Linked DNA regions of Homo sapiens: region 2 is linked to region 1. A link is an interaction called in ENCODE POLR2A ChIA-PET data of the cell type or tissue named here. Cell type or tissue: PC-9. All regions are shown on one strand. Region 1 overlaps MGAM (maltase-glucoamylase). Region 2 holds the start of CLEC5A (C-type lectin domain containing 5A).

Region 1 (5,000 bases):
TATGATACAACTTTTATGGTAAGTCCCTGCCATGACACTTTTGAGTCAAAGCAAACCAAGAACATGTGTAAGGCAAGAAAATCCATACTGAGAAGCATTAAAATGCTACAATTCAAGCTAAAGAGACAAATGCCTTGAAAACTCAAATAAAAACACCTGTAAAATGTAGTCAATACAGTAAGCACAAAAAAAGTTTACTAATAAAATACATAATAAGAAAAATAGAGACAAAAACAGATTGCCTCCCAACACATAATTATGGTCTCCCAATCTATTTCATACTATAAAGAACAATGGTTCCTTGAAAAAATTACTGGTCCAACAAAAAAAAAAATGTCTAGTATTCTGAATATCTAAAACTCCTTTCATTACCAAATAAATAAATCAATTAAACTCAGGGAGAGAAAATATAAACAGTTTTTCTTTTTCTTCAAGGGAATTTCTTTACTTTTGGAGAACTGTTGAAAACCTTGCTTACATAAGGGAGCTGTGCTGCGCGATTTCTCTCCACGACTTCCCTCATGTTGTCTAAGGTTCCATATTCGTAACGACTGAGGTGAAATCCAAGCGCCCAGTAGGAGGGAAGGGCTGGCCGCCCAATGAGCTGAAAGAAATATGTGAAGTGAAAATTAGCAAATACTCTGTTTTTAATAAAAATTTTTCGAAGCATTGCTTTCAGAGCACCAAACATAGTCCATTTCCCAATGCACTGATTCATTAATGTTAGAATGTTAGTCTATTTTTCCAGCCCCTTCATAAATGTTTGAGGGTAGGGCCATGTTTGGGGCACCTTTATATTCTCTCACCTTCTTATAACATAAAAATGCTATACAGCAAGTTTCCATTGCATATATGAAATCTGTTCTTTAATATCTCAAATTTGTAACAGCAGATTTTGTGGGTCACACTTGCACATGAATTTTACTTTTTTAAAATATTTGCTGTTTAGGATTTCCTGAGTCATAATCTTGACATCCTAAGTTTACCTCTAGATATTCTTGAACAACTTGCTCTGGAGTGTTTCCCAAGAACACATAGAAGTCGAGAATGCCCCCAATGGTGCGGTAAGTGATGGCTGGCGCAGGCTGAAGGACAACCTCTTGAAAGGTTAAAAATGAAGAAAATAAAAATCAGAATTGATTCTTGAATAGTAACTACAAGTTTTAAAATAACACAGGATCACTAACCATGTGAACATTAACAAGGTGACCCTAGTGCCTCACATTTTGAATACCAAGTGAAAACCCTGACCATCCAAGTCCACCCTCACAGCACATGGCAGCCAAGGCATTTTTTCTGTGACAGATTTTAATAATACTGACTGGAGTGTCTTAGTGTCTTGTGCCAGGCCCCAGGTTCTGGGGAAAAAGCAGCCAGGCTTATGAAGGGGTCCAGAATAAGCCACTGTGACATAAAAAAATTATTTTGGACCAAAGGCATTTAAGTTACTGAAATCCCTGATGTGCTAAAATCAGAGCCTCCCAAAAGAACTCAATAAAAAGCAATTGTCATAAATCTGCTCCAAGGAGTACCTCTAGTCTTCTCTGAGACAACAGGCACCATTCCCAGATAAACAGTGTTACAAGACTATCACATCCTCCCACCTACTCTCCTAAGGGCCCATTTATCTTTCCAAAATGTCATTTGTTCTCTCCTAAGTGTCTTTCCCCATTCCCTTTCACCTATTAATTAAGATGGTATAGAAGCCCCAAGTTCTAATCTCTGCTTTGAGTTACTCATCACTGAGAATTGCTGTGTGTATGTGCATTGTATGTGTAAATAAATTCTGTCTTTTCTATTGCTAATCTACCTTTTTGCCAGTTTAATTTGCAGCCTCCCAAGAATTAACCCTAAGAGGTTAGAGGAAAAGTTTCTCCTCTCTGACTTTCATAACCACAGAACATGTCCCACCACATACCCCGTCATTATTGTGAGAATATAATTCAACTAGACATGGAGGTAACTAACCTCAGTGAATCTCACCTCAAACAAAAGCCAAACTAAAAAAAAAAAGTCAGAAATTGTATCATAAATTCAAAACCCTTCTATGTGCCAATCACCATTCTTAAAAGTTGTGTCATTACCTTGATTCGTATCTAGGAATAAAATGCCTCAAGAAATATTGCAATGTACTCTTTGGTCATAGGAACAACTCATACAGAGTATCTAGGATCTTGTGGCCTTTCCCACTAAGTCTGACTCATCTTATTTTCTGGTTCCTTTCACCTATCTAAAACTGTACAGTCTTTCTATTATATTATCTCAGTCTATTCTTAGGTTATTTGGTATTTTAAGTACCTTAGGACCATCTAAGATTCTATTAGAATCGTCTTAGATTCATCTCTTAGATGTCCTAGAATCATGTTAGATCATTTAGAGTGCTTCTCGGATATCTGTGGTGGAGAATCAGATCTTTATTTTGTTTAATTTCCATTTCACTGCAAGCTGATATTTTCATAAAATAATATGAAAATTAATTACTAGAAAAAGGTTCATGTGTGCGTGTGGAGGCTACAGCATTGCTTACTCGCCATTTCTATACTCATCTTACTATAGACCTGAAACAGTCTGTGACCCATTCAGGGACCACACTTTGAGGAGCACTGATTGAATCGATGACTCTCAATTAAGAAAAGGTATGGATCAATACCCTATGCCCACCATCAATCCTGGGAGATTCTGATACATCTTCTCTTCCCCTATGGCAATTCATTGCCACTGGGATCTACTGACTACAGGGCTGAAGACGGAGAAGAACACATTGGTGGAAACTATCTCAGAGTAAATTATAGGGAAGGGTGAGCTCCTTAACTTGATAATAGAAAATATTCCAACAGAGGCCACCAGATTCAGGAAAATCATAAGTTGGAGAAAATCCCCTACTCATGGCTACCATGGATCAATAGGTAATGAAGTAGGGATAGCACAATTAGAGAATCTATAAGGCCCTCCCTACACTATGGCTCAGTCACTCTTAAAGGGATCCATTCCTTTTATCATAGTGCTGTAAGAAAGGGACTGAAAATCACTCTTGTGCTTGTTTTTTCCATGAATATTCCTTTACCCATGGCATTGCTGTTCATCAGAAACACCCCAAAGGACAATCCACTAGCATCTTCAAGGCACAAGAAGAATGTCTGCGCACCATACAAATTAGTTCCGTTCTGCAGAAAGAGAATTAAAAACCAAAATTTACAACTAAGAAGTCTCAGCATCACACTGTGGGGTTGGTTTAGGAAATCAGTCTTAATCATGCAACTAATTGACAGGACATTCAGGGTCATAAAGACACATTTTTAAAAGATGGGGTCTATATCTAGTTGATGTTAACCAAGTGAACTCATGTTTTCTTACAGAATGAGCCAGCTATTATCATTCATCTAGAAGGAATGTGAAGGCTGTGATATTTTTTAGAAGGTAAGAGGATAGGAATTTTTAAAATGTAATTCAGAAAAACTGCCCTCTCAAAGAGGCCTGTCTTAACCTGACTTAACCTCATCAGCAAAAGCTCCATCAATATGCTTTAATATGAATCAGGTAACTAGATGGAGCTCTAGTCTAGGCTTGTCTTTGAGACTCCAGAACAGGAGTTCTCAACCTAGACTGCACCCCAGACCAATTAAAACAGAATCCCTAGAGGTAGAAGCAGACATGGCTGTTATTTTTTAACTTCCCCAGGTAACTTCAACATGTAGTCACATTTGATAACTATTGCTCTGGAAAAGTGTTTCTCAAAATTTGGTGTATCTGCAAACTACATGGGCATTTTAGTTAAATGCAGATTTTTTTTTTTTTTTTTCCAGACAGGGTCTCACTCTGTCGCCCAGACTGGAGTGCAGTAGTGTGATCTTGGCTCACGGTAACCTCCACCTCCCAGGCTCAAGCAATTCTCCTGCCTCAGCCTCCTGAGTAGCTAGGATTACAGGCGTGTGCCACTACCGCCTGGCTAATTTTTGTTTCGGTTTTTATTTTATTTTATTTTTTTGAGATGGAGTCTCACTCTGTCACCCAGGCTGGAGTGCAGCGGCTCAATCTCGGTTCACTGCAAGCTCTGCCTCCTGGGTTCATGCCATTCTCCTGCCTCAGCCTCCCAAGTAGCTGGGACTACAGGCACCCGCCACCACCATGCCCAGCTAATTTTTTGTATTTTTAGTAGAGACAGGGTTTCACCAGGTTGATCTTGAACTCCTGACCTCAAATGATCCACACGCCTTGGCCTCCCAAACTGTTGGGATTACAGACGTGAGCCACTGCTCCCAGCCCTAAATGCAGATTTTAATTCAATAGATGGAAGAAGGGACTGAAAGCCCACCTCTCTCAGAGGGTGGTTCCCCTGCCACATACACACTTTGAGAAGCAAGGATCTGAGGCTCCTTAATGAAACAACTGTCACCAACTATTCCTAGGTAAGCTGCTCTGACTTAACAGCTTTTCTGCTTTTCTGATAGGCATATGTACAGTACAGAGCCTGGGCTTAAAAATTACACAGAGTAGGGATTAGATTCTTCCTCTGTTCTTACAACCTCTTTTTTTTTGAGACAGAGTCTCGCTCTGTCACCCAGGCTGGAGTGCAGTGGCGCGATCTCGGCTCATTGCAAGGTCCACCTCCCGGGTTCAGGCCATTCTTGTTCTTACAAACCCTTTTGCCTTGAGCTATTAATTTGGCTTCGCTGGGCCTTGGTTTTTTCTAACAAGAAATTATTATATTTTCTAGACTCTATGGCTAAATAGATATATATACACAAACATGTATGTGTGTGTGTGTGTATATATATATATATATGACTAATAAATTATTGCTGTAATCTCCTTTCTTCCATCCATTAATTCTGCTTAGTCAAGAAAGCCCAGCTGGGCACAGTGGCTCACATTTGTAATCCCAGCACTTACGGGAGACCAAGGCCAGAGGATTGCTTGAGTCCAGGAGTTTGAGATCAGCCTGAACAACATGGCGAAACACAGTCTCTACAAAAAAAATACAAAAATTTGGCCAGGCATGG
Region 2 (5,000 bases), 79 kb after region 1:
ACACACACACACACACACACACACACACACACTGCACACTGCCATTTTCCCCCACAAAACACACACGATAACCCAGAAGTCTTGTTTAGCCATACACTGTGTCCCTTCCAAATTACCTACAATTGTGGGCATGGTCTTCTTAACTCTTTGGTAATTACAATGTAGAGGTGACTCCGTTGTCTGCTCAGGCAATTATAATATTGCATAATACAGTCCCTAAAGACTTAGCATTTCCAACTTGATGTCACATGAAGATTGCCAAAGTTAAATTTCAGTTTTACTCTTCAATAAAACTTTTTTCTTTATTTTTAGGACTCAGCCTAGTGAAAAAAATCTAATTTGACTCACTAAGCAGAGAATTTGTTATCCCAGTCTGCAATAACTGATTAAAAATTAGTGATCTCATGGTTTTTTCCCCAAAAAACAATGTGTGGGTATTTCCTTACAATTGTGTGACTAGAAGCCCCTTTCTTATTATTTTCCCAAAGCAATGGGCATGGGCCCCCAATGCTATTGACTTCATCTCTAGTAACCCCTCAGTTGCATTTGCCATTGCAGATATTGGCTTTTTTTTAGCAAGGTTTCTGATAATGTCGAGTTTAAGAGAAGCATTGCAGTGCGAAGCCTTGAACAAGAATTTAGATTTTTCTTTAGATTTTCTAGCAGAGCAGAGGTGTCCCACAATGCATCAGTCAGAGTACTACCCCCAAAACTTCTGTGGACATCCTTTTATACTATGACATTTTCTTCTCTTTTGATGATATTTGAAAGATCTCTTATACCTCTTTGTTATAAAAGATTCACTTGCTATCCAAGTGTATAGATTTTATTAAGTTATTCAGAAAGTCTCTGTTAAAAACTTTCTAAATAATAATAACCAAGTCTCCTGATTCCCATACTTCCTAACATAGCTGGCATAATTGGCCATATTTATTGTCCAATAAATATATGGATCCTTCTGGACAGCAATCTAGGGTCTAGAAGTAATTACCTTGTGACCAGATAAATCAGGTTCAATGAGATTTTTCAAAAACACAGAGGACTATCCAAGTAGAACAAAACACAACTTTAATGTTCCAAAGCCCTCCAAATGTACATGTCTTTTGATCCAGCATTTATATTTCTGATAACTTAGCCCAAGAAAGTTATTAAGGACATGTAAAAGGATGCATGCACTTAGCTGTTCACTGTGCATTGGGAAGATAGTTAGAAGAGTTTTAGAAAATAGTTAGAATACTAAGGATTTATGTTTAAGATGCTGAGTATCACGCTATTGAAATTACAAGCATTATCTTGCTCATTTCTCGGAACAATCCTATGTGGTATTTACTATAATTACTCCTATTTATAGATAAAGAAATGGAAGGTAAAGAGACTCAGTAACTTAATCAAGGATGTTCAGCTAGTGAAGGTCAGCTCCAGGAATCAAAAGCAGGACTGATTTTTAAAACTTTGTTCTTGTCCACCACACTTTACTAGAAGATTTGTGGTTATGCAATTGTTAAAGAAATAATATACTTTTACACCTGAATAAATAAATCATATAGTTTTACACCTGAATGCTATGCACATATTAAATAATACATTATCAAAATCTATATTTTGACATGAAAAGATATATATAACATAGTGTTAGCTTAATCTTGAGCAGATAGATTGCAAAACAATATGTACAATATGTTCCCATTGTTCTTTGTGAACCAGTGTTTTTCTGTCTATCTATCTATCTATCCATCTATCTTTCTATCTACCTACTCATCTCGAAAGGATACACCCTGAGGTGCTAGCAATGACTATAACTAAATGTACAAGGTTATAAATGGTTTTGTTTTCTCAATTTTCCTTGTTAATATTTTCCAGCCATTTTTTTGTCATGAGCACAGTAGTTTTCATAGTAGGGAAAATAAAAGCAAATTTTCAAATTTAACACGAAATTAAAAACTCCTTGACAATAGGACTTGAGTATTGTTCACCCCAGCCCACTGCTGTATCCAGCAGAGTGCCATGTTCAAGAAACACTGAAGAGCCACCATGAGGTCTGGAAGGTGAGCAGGTGGTGCCAGAGAGGAGTCCATGATAAAGGGGAATGAGCAGAGCTCCAGCAAATGGAGCAAATGGAACAGCAAGAACCTGCTCATTCATATTAGTGTCTTCAACTGGATTTCTTAACATTTTTAACTTGACATAATTTCAGACTTGCAGAAATGTTGTAAGGAAAGTACAAATAACTTCCAGCTACCTTTTATCCAGATTCAATGTTTGTTAAAATTTTACTACATTTCTCTTCCCACTGTATTTCAAGGAGATTTAGACACAGAGGAAGGGTGAATCTGTGTTGAGGTATTTTGTTTTCCAAATTGTCCTTAAAATGTTCCTCTGCATTAGAACTCTCCTGGCAGGAAGTCTGCTCTTGCCACCACTAGGGCTAGAGAGTCTCTTCCCTTCTTTGCCCCGCCTGCTCCCTTTGCCAAGAACCCCACTGAACAGGAAGAGGTATTTCTTGGGGATGCTACCAAGGCAGAGACTGTGAAGAAGGAAGAACGTTGCTTGGGCAAAAGGAGCATATTCTCAGGAGACGGGGCCCCTGCCTGCCACACCAAGCATTAGGCCACCAGGAAGACCCCCATCTGCAAGCAAGCCTAGCCTTCCAGGGAGAAAGAGGTGAGTCTGTCTGTCTGTCTTGGCTGCATGGACTGTTGACCAATGCCAAGACCTTCAGGGATGCCTGTCCTGTCTGTCACCTACCCCTGGTATTTGGAAGACTGAGGCTTCTGACAACTTAAGTCAGTATGGTGAAGGCTACAGACTAAGGTCCTTGGGAACAAGGGTCATTTCAAGGATAAGGGTTCTCAAAATACAGGAGAGGGTTTAATTATTAGACAGAATTTAGGAGGCCACAAATAGGGCAAGGCTGAGGCCTGGAGTAGGGAATGAGTGAAGGAGAGGCAGTATGCCAAGTTCCAAGGCTCCAATCAATACATGATTCTTTCTGTGTTCGCGGCCCACGCTGGGTCACCTCCTGGTACCTGTCAATGTCATGCCTGTCTTCCAAGCCTGCCTTGCTTTGGGTACTCTGAGCGAGAGGCTGGGATATGTCCTAGTGAAAAGCAGCCTTGTACCCGAATTCTGATGCTGCTGTGCTCTAATCTTCACAGGCCCCTGCAGCTCCTTCATCATGAACTGGCACATGATCATCTCTGGGCTTATTGTGGTAGTGCTTAAAGTTGTTGGAATGACCTTATTTCTACTTTATTGTGAGTATTTGAGCAACCTCTTGCCCCAGACTTCATGTTGTCTTGCTCATTGACTCTTCTCTCAGAATGCATGGTTGTGTGTAAAGGTTACATATCCAAGTCTTTCCACCTGAGACTAACTGACCCAACCTGAGGTCAATTGGCAATGCCTTTCTCACTCCCCAGCACACACAGTGGCCCAGGCTCCTTGGTCTACCTTGGAGATATAGAACTTACCAGTTTCTGATGGTTAGAACGCCACGCAAAGCTTTTGCTAGTAGAGTATTATTTGGGTGATCTCAGCTGAAGTACTTGGCAGCGCTTGTTATTGTTGGCAAAATCTAAAATACAGCTCCAGTTCAACCCAATGACAAGGCCATGGTAAGAGCTGAAGTATAATGTAACAGGATTTAACTGAGAAAGAAATTTCTCTTTGTATACATATAAATTAATTCATCCAAATGCCTAGTTAAAGAAGCCTCCTATGAAAGGATTTTACTGCAATCAGAAACTAGAATCTTCTCTAGCCCCAGAAGCCAGTAGGGAAAATAAATGAGGAAGGAAACGTGAGTGGGAGGCAGTAGTTAGCTAAGAGGTGTCTTCCTCATGATGCAATCTGAAGGTGCAATTCCTATCATGTCAGACAGCAGGACAGAAATATGAATAAGGGAACGTATTCACAAAACCACATTTATGCATCTTCACTGAGTCAGAGAGTTCAGTATTTCCCACTAATAGTCACAGTACCCTAGCAGCCCCTGTGCTGATACTTGTTTGTCATATTCATCATGCAGTCACATTTGGGGCTGAGCCAACAGCTGATTTTCTTTTCAGTCCCACAGATTTTTAACAAAAGTAACGATGGTTTCACCACCACCAGGAGCTATGGAACAGGTAATCTGCATGGTGGTAAATCTTCTCCCCATCCTCCTGCTACTTCTATGCTGAATTCCTAGAGACCTTCCACACAGCCTCCTTTCCCAAGAAATTCTTTTGTACAAAGGGTCCATAAAGATCTTCTAATTAATTCCCTTTCTTTTACATATGAGAAAACCAAGAGCAGACTGAGGGAAATTTCTGATCCTTAGTTTTTCTCCTGGATATGGGGATGATTTATATCTAATCATTGTAATAGAATGTGAAAGTGCTTAATAGCCAGTAGCTATGGGAGATAGAGAGATGAGTGGGGCATGGTTCTCCTCTCCCGATTAAACCAGCTTCCTTCTGAAGCCTTTCCCAACAACATCCTCTCACTTCCTCTTAAGACACCTATTACTACTGACATCGTTAGGAGAAAGACCGTTTCTCATTTATCTTAGTATCAACAGAGGCAACCCAATACAGTGAGCTGTATGGAGAAAATACTCATAAAATATGTATTGAGTCCTTAAGTTATAATCTCAAAGTAGTTTCTGATGAAAACCAGGCTATTACATCTTAGAGTCTATAAACGGGGTACTGAAATAAAAAGTGAATGCCAATTTGTTTCATTAAGATAAATGTAAGTAACTAATTTGATGTCAGAGTAAAGTGGTCTTCAACCACAATGGACAAATAACTGGCAGCCCAATTAGATGTTTGACCAGCCTCTGAAGCCACTGCGGCTGCCTGCTCAGACAGCCAGTGTTCCCAGGGAAATGAGGCCCCTATATGGATTTCTAGAAATGAATGGACCCTTCCCTGCTTATAGAAAATCTCCCTAAAGTTCACCTGCTTCCTTGTCTGATAATATCCCCTTGGCCCTGAAATTTTGTTCCAATTAGCTTC

Evidence for each region. Peaks named below come from ENCODE experiments on the same cell type or tissue, not always from the same donor. Only the 100,000 strongest peaks of a DNase experiment are listed, where the experiment ranks them.
Region 2: POLR2A ChIA-PET joins it to region 1 with 5 read pairs; 2 of 35 experiments call an interaction of 5 or more read pairs at or near these places.

The regions. Positions count from the first base shown.
Region 1 is chr7:142,023,214-142,028,213 of GRCh38, reverse strand. MGAM (maltase-glucoamylase) reads right to left here. Exons shown (of 71, transcript NM_001365693.1): 8 at 3,065-3,164; 9 at 987-1,099; 10 at 479-604. Among named protein-coding and RNA genes, the nearest start is that of MGAM, 30 kb to the right of the region's middle. In PC-9, no CTCF peak of the experiment used is centred here; DNase peaks (open chromatin) are centred at 2,123 and 3,443; H3K27ac peaks cover 1,054 bases.
Region 2 is chr7:141,944,468-141,949,467 of GRCh38, reverse strand. It overlaps CLEC5A (C-type lectin domain containing 5A), which reads left to right and starts at 2,494. Exons shown (of 7, transcript NM_013252.3): 1 at 2,494-2,661; 2 at 3,156-3,254; 3 at 4,068-4,127. The coding sequence starts at 3,176. RefSeq lists an enhancer at 2,813-4,012. In PC-9, no CTCF peak of the experiment used is centred here; no DNase peak of the experiment used is centred here.